Regions from separate parts of the Homo sapiens genome. Here region 2 is linked to region 1. Evidence: chromatin loops called from intact Hi-C (ENCODE). Cell type or tissue: psoas muscle. All regions are shown on one strand. Each heading gives the region's core, and the rest is flanking DNA. Links, peaks and the distances in the headings are about the cores only.

Evidence for each region. A loop is a pair of places that touch in the nucleus more often than their neighbours do. Peaks named below come from ENCODE experiments on the same cell type or tissue, not always from the same donor. Only the 100,000 strongest peaks of a DNase experiment are listed, where the experiment ranks them.
Region 2: a loop joins it to region 1, with 2.4 times the contacts of the local background. A loop is called at or near these places in 26 of 110 quality-filtered maps.

What each region holds. Positions count from the first base shown.
Region 1 is chr16:69,854,802-69,863,191 of GRCh38, forward strand. The region is part of intron 6 of WWP2 (WW domain containing E3 ubiquitin protein ligase 2); the gene reads left to right. Among named protein-coding and RNA genes, the nearest start is that of MIR140, 74 kb to the right of the region's middle. In psoas muscle, for the core only: a CTCF peak has its summit at 5,000 (motif pointing left); no DNase peak of the experiment used is centred there; H3K4me3 peaks cover 1,024 bases; H3K27ac peaks cover 3,150 bases.
Region 2 is chr16:69,925,639-69,933,897 of GRCh38, forward strand. It overlaps WWP2 (WW domain containing E3 ubiquitin protein ligase 2), which reads left to right. Exons shown (of 24, transcript NM_001270454.2): 12 at 3,810-3,891; 13 at 4,492-4,620; 14 at 5,514-5,589; 15 at 5,871-5,942; 16 at 6,164-6,252. MIR140 (microRNA 140) reads left to right here and starts at 7,443; the gene lies at 7,443-7,542. RefSeq lists silencers at 4,665-4,822, 8,024-8,214. In psoas muscle, for the core only: a CTCF peak has its summit at 4,748 (motif pointing left); DNase peaks (open chromatin) are centred at 1,633, 1,963 and 4,683; H3K4me3 peaks cover 2,903 bases; H3K27ac peaks cover 1,815 bases.

The DNA of each region.
Region 1 (8,390 bases), core at 98-8,097:
TGGCCTCCCAAAGTGCTGGGATTACAAGTGTGGGCCACCGCGCCTAGCCTCTTTTTTGTTTTTTAAAATTTTGAGACAGGGTCTTGTTCTGTCATCCAGGCTAGAGTACAGTGGTGCAATCAAGGCCCACTGCAGCCTCAACCTCCAAGGCTCAAGTGATCCTCTTGCCTCAGCCTCCCAAATAGCTGGGACTACAGGTGTGCACCACCACAGTAGGCTAATTTTTAAAATTTTTTGTAGAGATAAGGTCTCCCCAGGCTGGTCTTGAACTCTGAACTCAAGCGATCCACCAGCCTTGGCCTTCCAAAGTGCTGGGATTACAGGCATGAGCCGCTGAGCCCCAGCCGGCTTTTCATTTTGTTTTAGATAAAAATAGTAACAGAACTAAAATCTAGAATTTATATTCTGCTTCACATGTACTGGGTTTCATGAAGTTTTTCTTCACCCTTAACTTATTGAAAATATAGTGGAGGTATTTGTCTCAATATTCTTGGGGTCTGCCATCCTTATTTCTTAAGTATTTTTTAGTTCACTTCAGTCTGCCCTCTGCCTCTATCATTCTGCTGCAATGACAGTCACCAAAGCCCCCCTGACCTGTCTGCCAGTTTAACATCATGGACTAGTCCTCTCTAGAAACATTTTGTGCCTTGGTTTCTATAATAATGCAGAATCCCAGAGTGTTCCTTTTTTCCCTTGGTTTTATTGATTTTTATTACTTAAAAAATGAGTTTGATTCATGCGAAAAATATGTATAAATGTATCATATAAGAGCCGGTTGCAGTATTAAATAGGGCAGTCAAGAGAGGTGTTGTTGAGAAGGTGACTTTTAAGCAAAGATTTGAAGGAGGCAAGGAATGTAACCATGAGGATATCTGGGGAAAGAGAGTTTGGGCAGAAGAATGGCTGTTGGAAAGGCCTTAAGTTAGGAATGTGCCTTTGGAGTTGAAGGAACAGTGGAGAGGCCAGTCCCACTGGAGAGGAAGGGGAAGTGGAGTCATAGGAAGAGATGACACTGGTAAAGGGTGGTGCCAGATCATTCTGATGAATTTCTGCTTTATGTATTTCGAGGTTATTTCATTGGATCTAGAGTACAATTTGACATATGTCTTATGGATGAATAGAACGTTTTGGCCTTATCTTGTTATTCTTGTTTTTAGTGCTTTTTCTCTTAAAATTTATTTGGTCTGAAGCCAGGCACAGTGGTATGTGCCTATAGTCCCAGCCACTGGGGAGGCTGAGCTGGGAGGATTGCTTGAGTCCAGGAGTTCGAGTCTAGCCTGGGCAGCATAACAAGACTCCCATCTCTAAAAAAGATGTATATTTATTTGGTCTGACAAATAAAAAGTAACTTAACAACGTGAATGACTCTTAAAAGTATTAGGCTAAGCTTAAGAAGCCAGACATAGAAGCTTATGTTCTATATGATTCCATTTATATAACATCCTGGAAAAGGCAAAATTCTAGGGACAGAAATCCAATCTGAAGATGTGGGGGCATTGGAGGAGGGATTGACTGCAAAGGGGCACAAGGAAATTTTGGGAGCAATGGGAATGTTCTATGTCTCAGTTGTGGTGATGGTAACACCACTATAAACATTTGGTAAAACTTGCCAAATTGTACCCTTAGAAAGGGTAAATTTTACTCTATGTAAATTATACCTTAATTTTAAAAATCATTAAAAGACCCATTTGGTGGCCAGGTGCGGTGGCTCACGCCTGTAATCCCAGCACTGTGGGAGACTGAGGTGGGTGGATCACGAGGTCGGGAGATCGAGACCATCCTGGCCAACATGGTGAAACCACATCTCACTAAAAATACAAAAATTAGCTGGGTGTGGTGGCATGTGCCTGTAGTCTCAGCTACTCGGGAGGCTGAGGCAGGAGGATTGCTTGAACTTGGGAGGTGGAGGTTGCAGTGAGCTGAGATCACGCCACTGCACTCCAGCCTGGGTGACAGAGGGAGACTCTATCTCAAAAATAAAAAATAAAAAAAAAATACAACAACAACAACAAAACCCGTTTGGTGTGACGTTAACCTAACTATCCCAGCTTCCTTTTGTTTTGTGTCCACTTGGCATATTTTTTTCCCTATTCATTTCATTTTAACCTATTTGGTACTTATATTTTAGGTAGTGTTTTTTTGTAACAGCATTTAACTAGAGTTTTAAAAAACCATATGATTTTAAACTGTCACAGTTCATTTATGTTTCTCGTGATTCTTGATATCTTTAGAGTTGTTTTCTTCCTCTTGTTAATTTCTGTCTGTCCTACAGTTTCTGTTTCCCATCTTTGACTAACTTTCCACTTTTTTTACTTTTTTTGAGACAGAGTCTCACTCTGTCGCTCAGGCTGGAGTGCAGTGGCGCCATCTCGGCTCATTGCAACCTCTGCCTCTGGGGTTCAAGCGATTCTCCTGCCTCAGCCTCCCGAGTAGCTGGGCGCGCTCCACCACGCTCAGCTAGTTTTTGTATTTTTAGTAGAGATGGGGTTTCACCTGTTGGCCAGGCTGGTCTCGAACTCCTGACCTCGTGATCCACCTGCCTTGGCCTCCCAAAGTGCTGGGATTACAGGTGTGAGCCACCACGCCTGGCGTAACTTTCCACTTTCCACTGTGTTTGGTCTGCCTTTTCAAGAAAAGTCTTGATGGGTTGAAGGTATCTTTGGCTCCCTGACTATTTGATAATGGAGTGTGAAATTCTGCATCCAGTGGTGTGAAGAGAGCAAGAGCTCATTGACTGGCTCCCGGCCTGAAGGTTTTCTGTTTGGCCTTATGCTGAGTTTTATATACAGCATGTCTATATTTTGGGTCTACTTTGTGTGTTTTGTGTTTTCAAATGGCCTTTGAAGGTCAACTCTTTTTTTTTTTTTTTTTTTTTTTTGAGACAGGGTTTCGCTCTGTCACCCAGGCTGGAGTGCAGTGGCACAATCACAGCTCACTGCAGCCTCGACCTCCCAGGCTCAAGTGATCTTCCCACCTCAGTCTCCCAGGTAGCTGAGACTACAGGTGTGCGCCACCATGCCTGGCTAATTTTTAAATTTTTTTTTGTAGTGACAGTGTCTTCCTGTGTTGCCTAGTCTGGTCTTGGATCCTCTTTCCTCAGCCTCCCAAAGTGTTGGGATTATAGGCGTAAGCTACCGCATCCGGCCTAACAGTACAACTCTATAACGACAAAATGACACAAAGAAAATTTAATGAAATTAGTGAAAACCTAGAGTAGGATGTGGTGCAGATACTCATTATTTTGTAGTGGAGAATGGGAGATTAGGGCCCGGTTGGTTTTGTTCCTTTTCTTTGAAATTTTACCTTTAGAACCAGTAAAAAAAAAAAGTTTTCTTTTAAATAAAGTTATACATTTTTCTTTACACTTAGAAAAAGGATGATGAATTGGAGACTTCCGAGGAGTTATTTCTTCCACCTGGTTTGTGGTTTTTTTGGGGAGGAAGGGGCTTGGGGGAAGTGGTGCTGAAGCTTTCACTCAAACACCAGGCCACGGCTCTGTGTGCCTCATTCATCTTTGTGTCCCCAGCAGGACCTAGAATAGTGCCTCACTGCACGTAGTAGCAGCTCAATAAATATTTGCTGAGCTGAAAGAGTCTCGTGTTCCTGCTCTTCATTCGCCAAAACTTCTGGGTGGGTCATGTTGCTGGTTTACGTTCCCTGGCGCCTTGACTCCTGAGATGCGATAATTTGAGGACCACAGAGAAGAGGGGGCGCCCTTTATCACAGCCGCCTTGTGCTTGCAAGGTGAACCACCAAGAGTGTGCTGGGGTCCCACTGCCTGCACAGTCTCTGTGGCTTCATCTGTTTTTTTCTTCATGATTGATATTTCTGTGTTGAATGCTTTTCACCGACTGTTCTTTTCAAATCCTTGCAGCTTTTAAGGTTAGTATTGGAATCAGAGAAGAATTGACACATAAATAAGTCTTGTTTGGGAAAAGAAGGTGTAAAGTCCGTGTACTTCAACTCTGCCAGAAAAGAATGTTACTTACCCTCTAAGAATAGGTAATATCTCATTTATACTAGGTGTTCAAATTCCCAAGTGATTATTGAATCTTAGGATTGAGTGTCTCCTTGAGGACATTAGGATCACTGGAATGCTGCTCCTTCGACATGGGCACTGGATCCCACAGAGTGATGCCATAACTGTATGAGGGCTGCTGAACTAGACCAGCAAGAACTGGGTCAAGGCTGTTCCCTAGTCATGCATGTATTTGAGAGTTCCATCTTCTACTGTGGAAATTGAATTGTCATTTATTTGCATTCATTTTCTATTGCTCTGTAACAAATCACCACAAACTCAGGGCTTAAAACAACACCATTTATTAGCTCACAGTTCTGTAGGTCATAAGTCCAGGATCACACGGCTGACTTTTCCCTTCAGGGTCTCACAAGGCCAAAATCAAGGCTCTGGCAGGACAACATTCTTATCTGCATACACTGGGGAAGAATTCATATCAAAGGTCATTCAGGGCTGGGCACAGTGGCTCACGCCTGTAATTCCAGCACTTTGGCAGGCTGAGGTGGGCAGATGGCTTGAGTACAGGAGTTTGAGACCAGCCTAAGCAACATAGCCAAACCCCATCTCAACAAAAAAAATACAGAAATTAGCTAGGCATGGTGGCGCATGCCTGTCATCCCGGTTACTCAGGAGGCTGAGGCGGGAGGATCGCTTGAGCCCAGGGAGGTCGAGGATGCAGTGAGCTGTGATTGCACCACTGCACTCCAGCCTGGGCGACAGAGGGAGACCCTGTCTCAAAAAAAAAGAAAAAGAAAAAAAAAGTCATTCAGGTCCTTAGCTGAATTTAGTTATTTGCAGTTGTAGGACTGAGGTGCCCATTCCTTGCTGACCATCAGCGGGGGTCCCTCTCAACTCCTTAAGCTTCCCCCTGGCCCCGACCCCTGCATTCCTTCTCACGGTGCCCCCTCCACCTTCGAGCCAGGAAAGGAGTGTCAGATCTCCCTGTGATTTGAATCTCTCTGATTTTCTCTCCTGCCACCTGCTGGAGAAGGCGCTCTGCTTCCAGGAGGTGATGTGATGCTAATTAGACTGAGAGAGCACCGCCCCCCACCCCCGCCCCGCCCGATGATCCCCTTTCTTAAGGTCTGCTGTGGTACACGACGACATACTTGACGACATACTCAAGGGTGTGGCACCTTGTCATATTCACAGGTTTTAGGCATTGGAGGGGGGCTAGAGTGAGAGGGATGTCATTTTAGAAATTCTCCCCACAGTAGAAAGACTCTCTCTAATGGGCCAGCCATGGTGGCTCAGACCTGTAATCCCAGCACTTTGGGAGGCCGAGGTGGGAGGATCACTTCACCTTAGGAGTTCAAGACCCCCATCGCTATAAAAAAAAATCAAAAAAATTAGCCAGGCGTGGTGGTCCGATTCCATTCTTTAAAGGAGTCGGGGAGGTGATGAGTGACTGGATTGGAAAGAATATGCAAAGTACTGGAGGTTACAGGCCCAAGAGTGATTTTGAACCTGACAGCTTGCATCTTTCCTTCATTCAACAGATATTTCCTGAATCCTACTGTGGGCCAGGCACACACTAGGTGCTGAGTCTCCAGAGGTTCACAAAACAAGACATGATCTCTGCCCTCATGAATGTGTAGTGACACATAGCAGTGCCATAAAGGGAACAATTAGGATGTTATGAGAGAATGAAAGGAAATTTACTGTAGCCTGGGAGATGAGGGACATTTGGACTGAGATTTGGCCTAGGAATTTGGCCACCTGGGTGGAAAGTCCAGGAAGAGAATGCCGGGCAAGTAGATCAGCAAAGGGTCTGACTCTCCCTTGGTAGGGGTCTAGAGAGGTATTTTGAGGGATGTCCATTGAACATATTCTTTTTGGAGCCTGCCTCCGTCCTGCTGAATTCCTGCCTTGTGATTTGTCGTGTCAGAACACTTAGAAATAATGCTCTACCCAGCTCATGCCTCTAATCCCAACACTTTGGGAGGCCGAGGCTGGAGGATTGCTTGAGGCCAGGAGTTTGAGACCAGCCAGGACAACATAGCAAGACTCGATCTCTAGTTAAAAAAAAAAAAAGGAAAGAAAGAACACTCTAATATACTGTAGTCCCCCATTCATTCAAGGTCCTGTGTAGTCCTTTCTGGTCTGGAGCTATAGTAAAAGGAGGCAGTGAGTGGGCCAGATTCAAACAGGGAATGATGCCAGTAGCGAGAAAGTGAAGAGGCTTTTCTGGCGCACCTGTACAGGTTGTGCTCTGCATTCCTTGGGGGCCAGCCCCATGGAGATTCCTCCTGTGCACAGTGGAGGTTGATGGGGATGCTCATCTCCTAAGCGGCAACAGTGTCCTATGCACTCATAATTCAGGGTCAGGGGATCTCAGGTCATAGGACAAATCACAGGCTGCTGTCTCTGTTCAGGGTACCTCAAGCCATCAATGGCCACGTTGAGCAGGTGAACACTTCCCCTCTGAACTCTCTAGCTCTCTTTGAAGTTTGGGAGGGCATTTGAGCACTCTTCTCAGCTAAGCCCAACATACGGCCTGGAAGTAGATTGGACAAGTCACCATTTACTATACCTTCTCTCTCAAGGTGAGTTTTTTTAGTCTAATGAAATTGCCACCTTTGAGAAGGTTGCTCTGTACTCTAGGGTGCGCAAAAGGAAATTGTTTGTCTTCCGGAAGTCTTTCTGTAATTTAGAATGGACTTGGCAGCGATTTTATTTTTACCTTCCCTGTCATTTGTGAGGCTGGCAGTCCAGAGGTAGGGTGTGGAATGGAGCCGTAAATTGCGCTTGCAGTGACCAGAAGGGGCCCATTTTAACTCTAATTGTGCCTTTCCCGGTTCACTTCTCCTTTTACCCGCCCTCTCCTTTTTTTTTTTTTTTCTAATCCACATTTGAGTGGGGAGGAAGAATTGAGGGGGGTGCAGGTGGGAGTAGGTTTATTTATTGGCGCTTCTCTGGGTGGTGGACACTGTTTCTTTTCCCATTACGGCTTCCTTTTTTATTTTTTCATGCTTCTATTTTAAGTGCCTGTTTCTTTCTGGTTCTGTCTTGCTGGAAACTGGCCCAGCTCCACTGAATTTTTTTTTCCATGCAGCTATTAAAAGACAATGACCAGTTAAGAGTGTGCTCAGAGGAAGGACAGACTTGAGGTGGGGAGCCCTCTTGGTTCTAGTAATCCTAGGCAAATACCGCTTACCCGGATTGGAATGTGAGAGGAGTTTTATTAGGTAATTTTACTTTTTGTGCCTGTTTTATAGGAGGAAAATCAATAATCAGGTTGTTTTGTTTTGTTTGTTTGTTTTGAGACAGACTTTCGCTCTTGTTGCCCCGGCTGGAGTGCAATGGTGTGATCTCGGCACACTGCAACCTCAGCCTCCAGGGTTCAAGTGATTCTCTTGCCTCAGCCTCCTGAGTAGCTGGGATTACAGGCATTCGCCACCATGCCCGGCTAATTTTGTATTTTTAGTAGACACGGGATTTCTCCATGTTGGTCAGACAGGTCTGGAAGTCCCGACCTCAGGTGATCCACTCACCTCGGCCTCCCAAAGTGCTGGGATTACAGGCGTGAGCTACCGCGCCTGGCCCTTGTTTTGTTTTTTTGAGATGGAGTCTCGCTGTGTCACCTAGGCTGGAGCGCAGCAGCAGGATCTCTCTCAGCTCACTGCAGCCTCCATTCCCCAGGCTGGTCTCGAACTCCTGACCTCAGGCAATCCAACCACCTCGGCCTTCCAAAGTGCTGGGATTACAGGCATGAGCCACCATGCCTGGCCAGTAATCAGTTTTTATACCTTGAAACTTCTCTTTTGCTGAACTTGAATACCAGTGGGCCTGAATCTGGGGTCAATGAACCTCCCTTTCATATTCTGGGCCTCTTTTACCAAGATAGAAAAGTATGCTTGGAACCTGGTATCCAGCCAGCCATGAATTCTTTTTTTTTTTTTTTTTTTTTTTTTTGGAAACAGGGTCTCTTGCTCTATTGCCCAGGATAGAGTGTAGTGGTGTGAGTGTGATCACAGCTCACTGCGGCCTCGACCTCCCCAGCTCAAATGATTCTCCCACCTCAGCCTCCCGCATAGCTGGGATCACAGGCACTTGCCACTATACCTGGCTAATTTAAAATAATTTTTTATGGAGACGAGGTCTCCCTGTGCTGCCAGGCTGGGTTTGCACTCTTGGGCTCAAGCAGTCCTCCGCCCTTGGCCTCCTAAAGTGCTGGGATTACAGGTGTGAGCCGCCACCCCCGGCCTAGCCATGAATTCTCGGCATTTGGGAGAGATATGTCCCTAGTCTTTATAGAATCCTACATGTATTAATTTAGAAATGTTTGTAGGGTCTTGAATTTTGCCTGAATCACATTCCCATCCACATTCTTGCTGTTTTTTTGACCATACCCTCACGCCATACCTGCCTT
Region 2 (8,259 bases), core at 1-8,000, 71 kb after region 1:
TACAGGTGATGGAGCTGGGCAGCTGGGAAAGTAACCAAGCTCCACCGAACCACTGTAGCATCCACCCACCATCGCTAAAGGAGTGTGACCCTAAGAAAAGATGTCCCTGAGCAGCTGGGGGGCTATTGGCTTTTGGTCTTGAGTTTCAAGGTGTCTACTCAAGAGTCCATGCTACCACTAAGATATTTTGACACTGCCTAACTCCCAAATGGATTTGTTTCAGATCTGTGACCGTATGGTTGGAATGATCCACCCTAACAAATCTTTCTTTGCAGCTGAGATGTTGGAGGACTTTGGTCTAATTTTGACTAATAGAAGCCACCTTTTTATTTCTGACATAGCTGTGAAAGAGGCCAGAGGGAAGCAGATACGAGAGTTGAATGCCAGGTGGTGACTCTGGAAACGCATCGCTGCTAGTTATTATCGCCGTGTAGATTTCTCCTCGCGCTTGGTAGCCGCCTCTTACCTATCCCAAGTCCTTGATGTGATTTGCTGACAGTGAGTTAAGGGATGGACATCCATGACTTAGGAGAGATGATAGGCTTCATGGCTATTCTAGGAAAGAGTAGCCATGCAAAAAGGGTCATTAGAGATGATGAGACTTAGCGCATTTGATAGAGCTGGGGCAGAGTTTTATTTAATCTTGTGAGAGTCACTGGGAGCAGAAGAAAGCAGTTTTTGCGGGAACCAGCATGTGTTGGGTTTCATTTATTGGTTAGGCCAGCAGAAGACGGTAAACGTTGGTTTGGTGGTGTTGACAGATGGTGTGAAACTGGGAGGGGGTGCGCTCGACAACAAAGATGGAGAGGTGCATCCTGGGAAGTTGGCAGTGATAGGATGGGCATCTGATGCCTGGAAACATGCAGGTTTGGAGCTGGATCTTCTCGATGCAGACACTTCTGCTCTCGGGTAGTTATTTAAGAGGTTGTGTCAACCCTGTTATACCTGCAGGGTACCACTTAGTCAATGAGCACTGCAGTCCAGTGTGCCAGAAGGGCCTTCTGGTCCTTCTGATTGGAGAGATCATTTAGTGAAGCTTCCACACATTTGTTGATGTTCAGCTTGGGGATCCCTTACGCAGATAGCTGCCCCACATGGCTCCCTGGACCAAAGAAAGATCATTAGTATCTCAGAGATTGGCAGCAACTCCAATGCGAGAGAGTAAAACTCTGAAGACCCTGCGTCGTCAGTAGGCAGGGGAAAATGCGTCAGATTAAACAAGAATCTGTACTGCTGTTTAGTAGCCAGTGGCATAGAAGCCGGGGACTTCTAGTGTATTTCAGGCTCTGTAGAGGCAGGTGATGTAGCCCAGTCAAGTGGGTTTTCATGCCAGTTCTGCTGAGTGATGGTCACCAGGTAAGCACAGCTGATGGAGACTTGAAAACAGCTCTCGAATGCTAAGTGTGGAAATATTTGAGATAGAAATGGAGGAGCCGTGGTCAGAGTCGATACTGTTAATGAACGATCAGAAAAAAACCCACAAAACTGTCATAGTCTAGAATTAAGAGGAAGAACATTCTGGCTAAAGGCCAGGGCTCCTTCTGAATCTCAGATCCTTGGGGATCTGTGTTGGCTGCCCCAGGGCTGTGGCTGGGGCCGGCTCCCCAGGGCTCACCGAGAATGAACAGGAAGAACAGCCAGACCAAGTGAGAGTGATCGGCAGCTTGCTAACCCAGCCTGCTGGTGTCCCTCTCTGCTGCCCCAGGAGAGACCCCGCATCTTCCCCACACACTGCTGTGGGACTCAGGACACCTCGGGTTCAGATCCACATCTGCCCTCGGCAGCCCTGACCCTGGGCCTGTGGCTGAATATGTCTGAGTCCCTTTGTCCTAAAATGAGGTCGAGCCAGGTGTTCCTGGGGTCTTTCCCAGCCCCCAACTGAAACTGAATGCCGCGAGGCAGCCAGCCGGCCTTGGGAGGCCTCCACACAGCAGCAGTGCCAGAAATGACGACACAGGCCTCAAGCCCGCTGGACAGATCCCCCTGGCCCTGTGGTTAGCCTTGGCTTTGGCCCTTAACAGGGCAGACGTGGAGGATCTAGTTCAAAGCAGTAGCTTCGGGGCTGGGAGCAGCCCCTCCCCTGGAAACCTCTTGGGAAGCCTTCCTTCTGTGTGTTCTGAGGTGGTGGTAGCTCTGTAACAGCTCTGGGCACCTCCTGTTCTTTCTTTCCTTTGGCTTTCTTTTATTTATTTTTTATTTACAAAATAGAGATGAAGTCTCGCTGTGTTGCCCAGGCTGGTCTCGAACTCCTGGGCTCGAGCGATCCTCCTGCCTCAGCCTCCCAAAGTGCTGGGATTACAGGCGTGATCCACCGTGCCCAGCCTGTCTTTATTTTTATTTTATTTATTTGTTTTTCCAGCTTTACTGAGGTATGATTGACAAATAATGTCTGTTTGTAAAATTTCAGTCGAGTCATAGATACCAGGTAAGGCAGAGAGTGGGAGGGAGACTGAGGCCTTGGTCTGGTGTTGGGAGCACTGCAGCTCGAGTCTTGGAGTCAGGAGGGGGTTGTTGCACTTCCCTGTTCTGCTCCTTTTTCAGCTTTCTGGTTCCCTGTAGCTTCTGGAACTGATTATTTTTGTTTCTTTAATGCTGCCCTGTCTTGTAAAAGGAGAGCCATTAGCATCATTTGTTTTCAGGAGAGAAGCAGATTTGAAGGCTCAGGAACTTCCTGGGAAAGGTGACCTCTTTTGAGCCAAGAGCTTTACCCCCTAGTTTTTTGTTTTTTTTTTCTCCTGTCTACCTGGAGCTGAGAGGTTATCCCTTTCAATCCCTCTCAAGGTCCAGAATCACCAGCTAGGGTTGGGTCTGCCCCTGGAGCACAGACTCCTCCCTTGGGGACCCCAGAGCCCTTATCAGTATATCAGTAAAGGGCAAGAGAACAGAGATTGTTCAGAGCAGAGGAAAAGTGTATTTGTTCCCCAGCCCCACTCCATGAACATTCCCCTGTCTCAAAGCACATACTTAGGCCTAAGAACAGGATAGGCAGGCCAGGCACGGTGGCTTATTGCCTGTAATCCCAGTACTTTGGGAGGCTGAGGCGGGAGGATCACTTGAGGCCAGGAGTTCGAGACCAGCCAGGACAACATAGCGAGACCCTGTCTTTATATAAAAAAGAAAAAAAAGATACAAGTCTAAGAAGAGGCTGGGCAGTGTAAGTGTCCTCAGCCCCAGATATCATTTATTTGCTTATAAGCAAGAAAGAGGCGTGCCAGGGTATGAGAGTTTTAGAACAAGACTTAGCCTGTAAGTGGGAGAAGAGGGAGAACTTGGAGGGTACAGGGGCGCAGGGTGCAGAGCACTGATCAGAGAGGTGCGAGGGAAATGCAGCCACTCCATAAGGACCACGCCCTGTAGGACAGAGGCGCCCAGGTTAGCTGCATGCAGTGCAGAGGGTCCCAGGACCAGGGATCAGCTGTGAGGGACTTGGGTGGGGGGCCTGGCGGGTTAGGGACTGCCCGGCTTCCATGCTGCACACAGCTGGGAGCAATTATGCCTCTGGTTTGAGCTGTGCTGCTCCCTCTGGGTGGCCACACCACCCCCTCCCTCCGACCAATCAACCAAAGAAGTGCTTCATCTCGAGTTGGAAGTATGTCACCCCCGCCCCCCACCACCAACAAGGAAGGACCCTCTTTGTCCCTTTCCCAGTGACAAGTGTGAGTGAGCTTGGCTTTGGCTGGTTCTTCTCTAACAGGCTGACAACAGGGAGATAAACTCAGACCCAGCACCCAGGAGGTGGGAACCTCAGGGAAAGGACACCGGCTCTCCGTGTTTGAATCTGATGTTCTTTCTTTCTTCTCATGTGGCAGAGAAGAGACAGGACAATGGACGGGTGTATTACGTGAACCATAACACTCGCACGACCCAGTGGGAGGATCCCCGGACCCAGGGGTAAGGACTTGGGCTGAGAGGGGGGCCGGGCTGGGCTGGGTCTCTGTGCAGCTCCAGCACTGGGCAGGTGGCTTTGGACTGCATCGTCCCAGAGGGCTGATGTCAGGGACCTTTAGCCACACACAAGTGTCTTGAGACTCTCACCGTACAGATACACTGTTGGCCTGATGAGAGCTTAAAAGGGGTTTCTTAAATAGACCTTCCTGGTGGATGGAGGGCGGCCCGGCTGGCGGGTGTTGCTGGTCTCCATACTGATTGTGCTGGCTGCTGATAATTGGATTGCAAAAAGGTTGAGGGCATCCTGGTCTCCCAACACCCCCAAGTGAAGCTGTGCTGGGGCACAGGGTGCCTCAGGATTGCTGGTGGCTGCTCAGTCCAATGCCATCCATGCAGGGCTGGGTTTTTGGCCATGAGATAATAAGTGACCTCTCCGTGCTGCAGAACTGTTCTCACGACTTGGGTCATGCTTCTTGGGTGCATGTCCTCAAAGTCCCTCATGGGCTCTGCAGAGACAAAGCCACACTTTGAGGACCCAGCCTCCAACCACCAAGGTCCAGAAGGTGGGGCCAGCCCTTCACCCTTTTCTTCCCGTGTTTCCAGGATGATCCAGGAACCAGCTCTGCCCCCAGGATGGGAGATGAAATACACCAGCGAGGGGGTGCGATACTTTGTGGACCACAATACCCGCACCACCACCTTTAAGGATCCTCGCCCGGGGTTTGAGTCGGGGTAAGGACTTTGTGCAGGTAGCAGCAGTGTCAGGAGCCGAGGCCCAGGCTGTCCTTGTTCTGGCTCTGGGAGGCCCACTTTGGGTGGCCCCTGTGGTGCGTTCTACTGCCCTTACTGCCCTCTAGTGGCCAATGTTGATGTCATATTAAAGGGGATGGGAGGATAGCTTGAGCCCAGGAGTTTGAGACCAGCCTGGACAACATAGCGAGACCGTGTCTCCACAACAATAAAAAAGATTAACCAGGCTGAGAAAAATGGCAAGACCCCATCTCTACAAAAAAAAATTAAAAATTAGCTGGATGTGGTGGTGCATGCCTGTAGTCCCAGCTACATAGGAGGCTGAGGTGGGAGGATCCCTTGAGCTCAGGAGTTTGAGGCTGCAGTGAGCTATGATGGCACCACTGCACTCCAGCTCAGGTGACAGAGTGAGTCCCTGTTTCTAAAAAATAATAATACATTTAAAATTAGCTCGGTGTGGTAGCACACTCCTGTAGTCCTAGCTACTTGGAAAGCTAAAGCGGGAGGATCGCTTAAGACCAGGAATTCGAGGCCGCAGTGAGCCATGATCACACCACTGCACTGCAGCCTGGGTGACAGAGCAAGACCCCGTCTCTAGAAAACGAACAAACAAATAAATAAGATGGGATGGGGAGGAAGGGACTATCCTGTTTATTCCGAATGACACTAGAGTTATTTCTCTAAAAGCAAGAAGTCTGGCTTTATTTCTAGATTTTCTTTTTTATTCTTCAAGGATCTTAATGACAGTCACTTCCTCACCTTACATTACTAATCTTTAAATTAACATAGCACCAGCTTTCCTTAGGGCTGACAAAGACAAATTGTTCATTTTCTGAGAAATCGCATGAACCCCTGAACATCTTTGCTCTTCCTAGGACGAAGCAAGGTTCCCCTGGTGCTTATGACCGCAGTTTTCGGTGGAAGTATCACCAGTTCCGTTTCCTCTGCCATGTGAGTTCTGGTACTGGGGCTCCCGTGGCAGTTGGGGTTATTGAGTTATTTCAGTGTGAGTTCCCGGCACAGCAGCAGGTATCGGAATGTTTGTGTCTTAGGCGGGCGCAAGACACTTGTCTAACCCGGAGCTGGCTGTCTCTAGGAAGCTAGTTTTCATTCCTAGGGCACATGCTATTGCCTCCTGGCCCAGCAGGCTGGGGAATGCCTGTTCATACAGACAGGAGAACAGATGACCACTTGAGGCTCGATTTAAAGTTCTTTTCTTTTTTTTTTTTCAGTCAAATGCCCTACCTAGCCACGTGAAGATCAGCGTTTCCAGGCAGACGCTTTTCGAAGATTCCTTCCAACAGGTTAGATCATGGTGCCCGAAACCAGTGGCAGGCCGACGCCCTCCTCCCAGCACCCCATCTCCTATCGCGTGGCCTGTTAAACCCACACTGCAGACTTTCCAGGGCGTGAGTCTTGGTGACTGTGTCTGCTGGATATTGGGCCTTAGAGTCCCCTGTCCCTCCCGCCCCTGCCTGCTGTGGAAGGGAGAGTGGCAGGCTGGCCCGATGCTCTGTCTTCCCAGATCATGAACATGAAACCCTATGACCTGCGCCGCCGGCTCTACATCATCATGCGTGGCGAGGAGGGCCTGGACTATGGGGGCATCGCCAGGTGAGCTTGAGTGCCCCGGAAGGCTGCCCTGTACCCCGCTTCCCCAGGCTACAGCATCAATGGCCAGAAAGCTGCCTGCCCCCTGCTCACATTCCCTCCCAAAGCTCTCATGCATCTTCAGGAATGGGCACAGTGTGGCATTCAAAATACGTGAACCCGCCAGGCGCGGTGGCTCACGCCTATAATCCCAGCACTTTGGGAGGCTGAGGCAGGTGGATCACCTGAGGTCGGGGGTTCGAGACCAGCCTGACCAACATGGAGAAACCCCGTCTCTATTAAAAATACACAATTAGCTGGGCGTGGTGGTGCATGCCTGTAATCCCAGCTCCTGGGGAGGCTGAGGCGGGAGAATCGCTTGAACCTGGGAGGCAGGAGGTTGCAGTGAGCCGAGATCGTGCCATTGCACTCCATCCTGGGCAACAAGAGCGAAACTCCATCTCAAAAACAAAACAAACAAAAAAACAAAATACGTGAATCCATGTGGCCAGTCCATTGGGCCTGGAACAGGGGCCTGGGGTGCCCCACTGGGCTGGACATTAAGCCTTTAGTTACTGGGTCATGAGGCGACGGAGGACTCCTGGGAGGGGCGAGAGCTCAGTACAATGGCTCTGTTATCTACCAATGTGTCATGTTTCTGTACTTTAACAACCAGGCCAGCAGCATCTGGGCAGTTGAATATAGGGGCCATGTGGTCATCCATTAGAGTTGACCCTGGGATCCCCTCCTCTTAAGGCAGCCAGGGCAGGTGAAGTCAGGTGTCCCCGTGTGGATAAGCTGTGTCACGATCCACAGGGCCTTGAGCAGGGCTCAACTGCATGTCACATGCCTGGGGTCAGTAAAACTGTAACGGCTTATGTCACCCTAAAAAGAGTCCAAAGCATTGTCTTGCCTTCACCCTGGTCCACCCATAAAAGTTAACAGGCCCTCTGGGAAATGCTGCCTTGGACAGCAGGGCAGAAGGGCCCCGGCAGAGAGAGAGAGCGCTGTGGCCCGCAGCGACCTCTCCGCTCGAGACCTCTCCCGGTGTGGGCATGTCTTCCCGCTTGGTGTTGGGTTAACTTGCTTCTGGTCCTCTGTTCGGTGGTGGCGTTGCCTTCTGCGCTGGCCCCGTGGATGGATGTTCCTTTTTTCCGTGGTGACCTCCTCTCCAGGCTCTGCTTGGTGGGCTTCTGGTGTGGCCGCGCCCTGTGTGTGTCTCTCTCTGTGTCCTGCCAGTGGTTTTACCCTATGGTAGGTTACGTCATGCTGTTCTACCACAGGGTAGAACCACGGACAGGATACCGGGGCACCCTCTGCGTCGACGGACTCCTCGTCTGCCCAGCCACAAACAGCCCAGCAGCTGGGGACTGGCCCCCTTGGGACATCCCCTTGCTGGTTTAGCTCAAGCCCAAAAGGACTCTGAATTCATGCCTGAGGCTCGCACCCAGGGCACGGGTGTTGGTTCAGATGAATGCGTGGAAGTGTGGGAACGGGGATGGTGTTGGGGTCTGGGGGTGAAGGGAGGGCAAAGTGCAAGAGTGTTGCATAGCTGGTGGGCATGAGGTTTCTCATCTGAAGGCAGCATGGATTACATTGTCATGGATCGGGGTTGGAAATGTGTTGCTGTGTATTTACGTTATGTTGCCCGCCCAGGTAGAGTGGAAACAGGGTAGTTACTATTCAAACAGAACCTTTGCAGAAAAATTATTGTAATAAACATGCATCGTGCCCTTGTGCAGTGCACAGCCTAGGCAACTGAGCATGGTGACCCAGGGTACAAGGACCCCCTTTACCATTAGAAGCTCTGGATATTGTGATGTAAAGTCTTGGAACACATCACCTGGGAGCCGACAATCACACGTTTTCCCAAATATCATCCTCAAATGCAGTTGCCGCCCTGGTTCACTGTAGGTCTGAGCCTGCCCTGTTCACTGACCAGCTGTTCATATAGGTTAGCCCGGGTGCTTGTCACAGGGCTCGACTCCCTGGGACACGTGTCCCCATACTAACCTGAGACACGATGGTGAA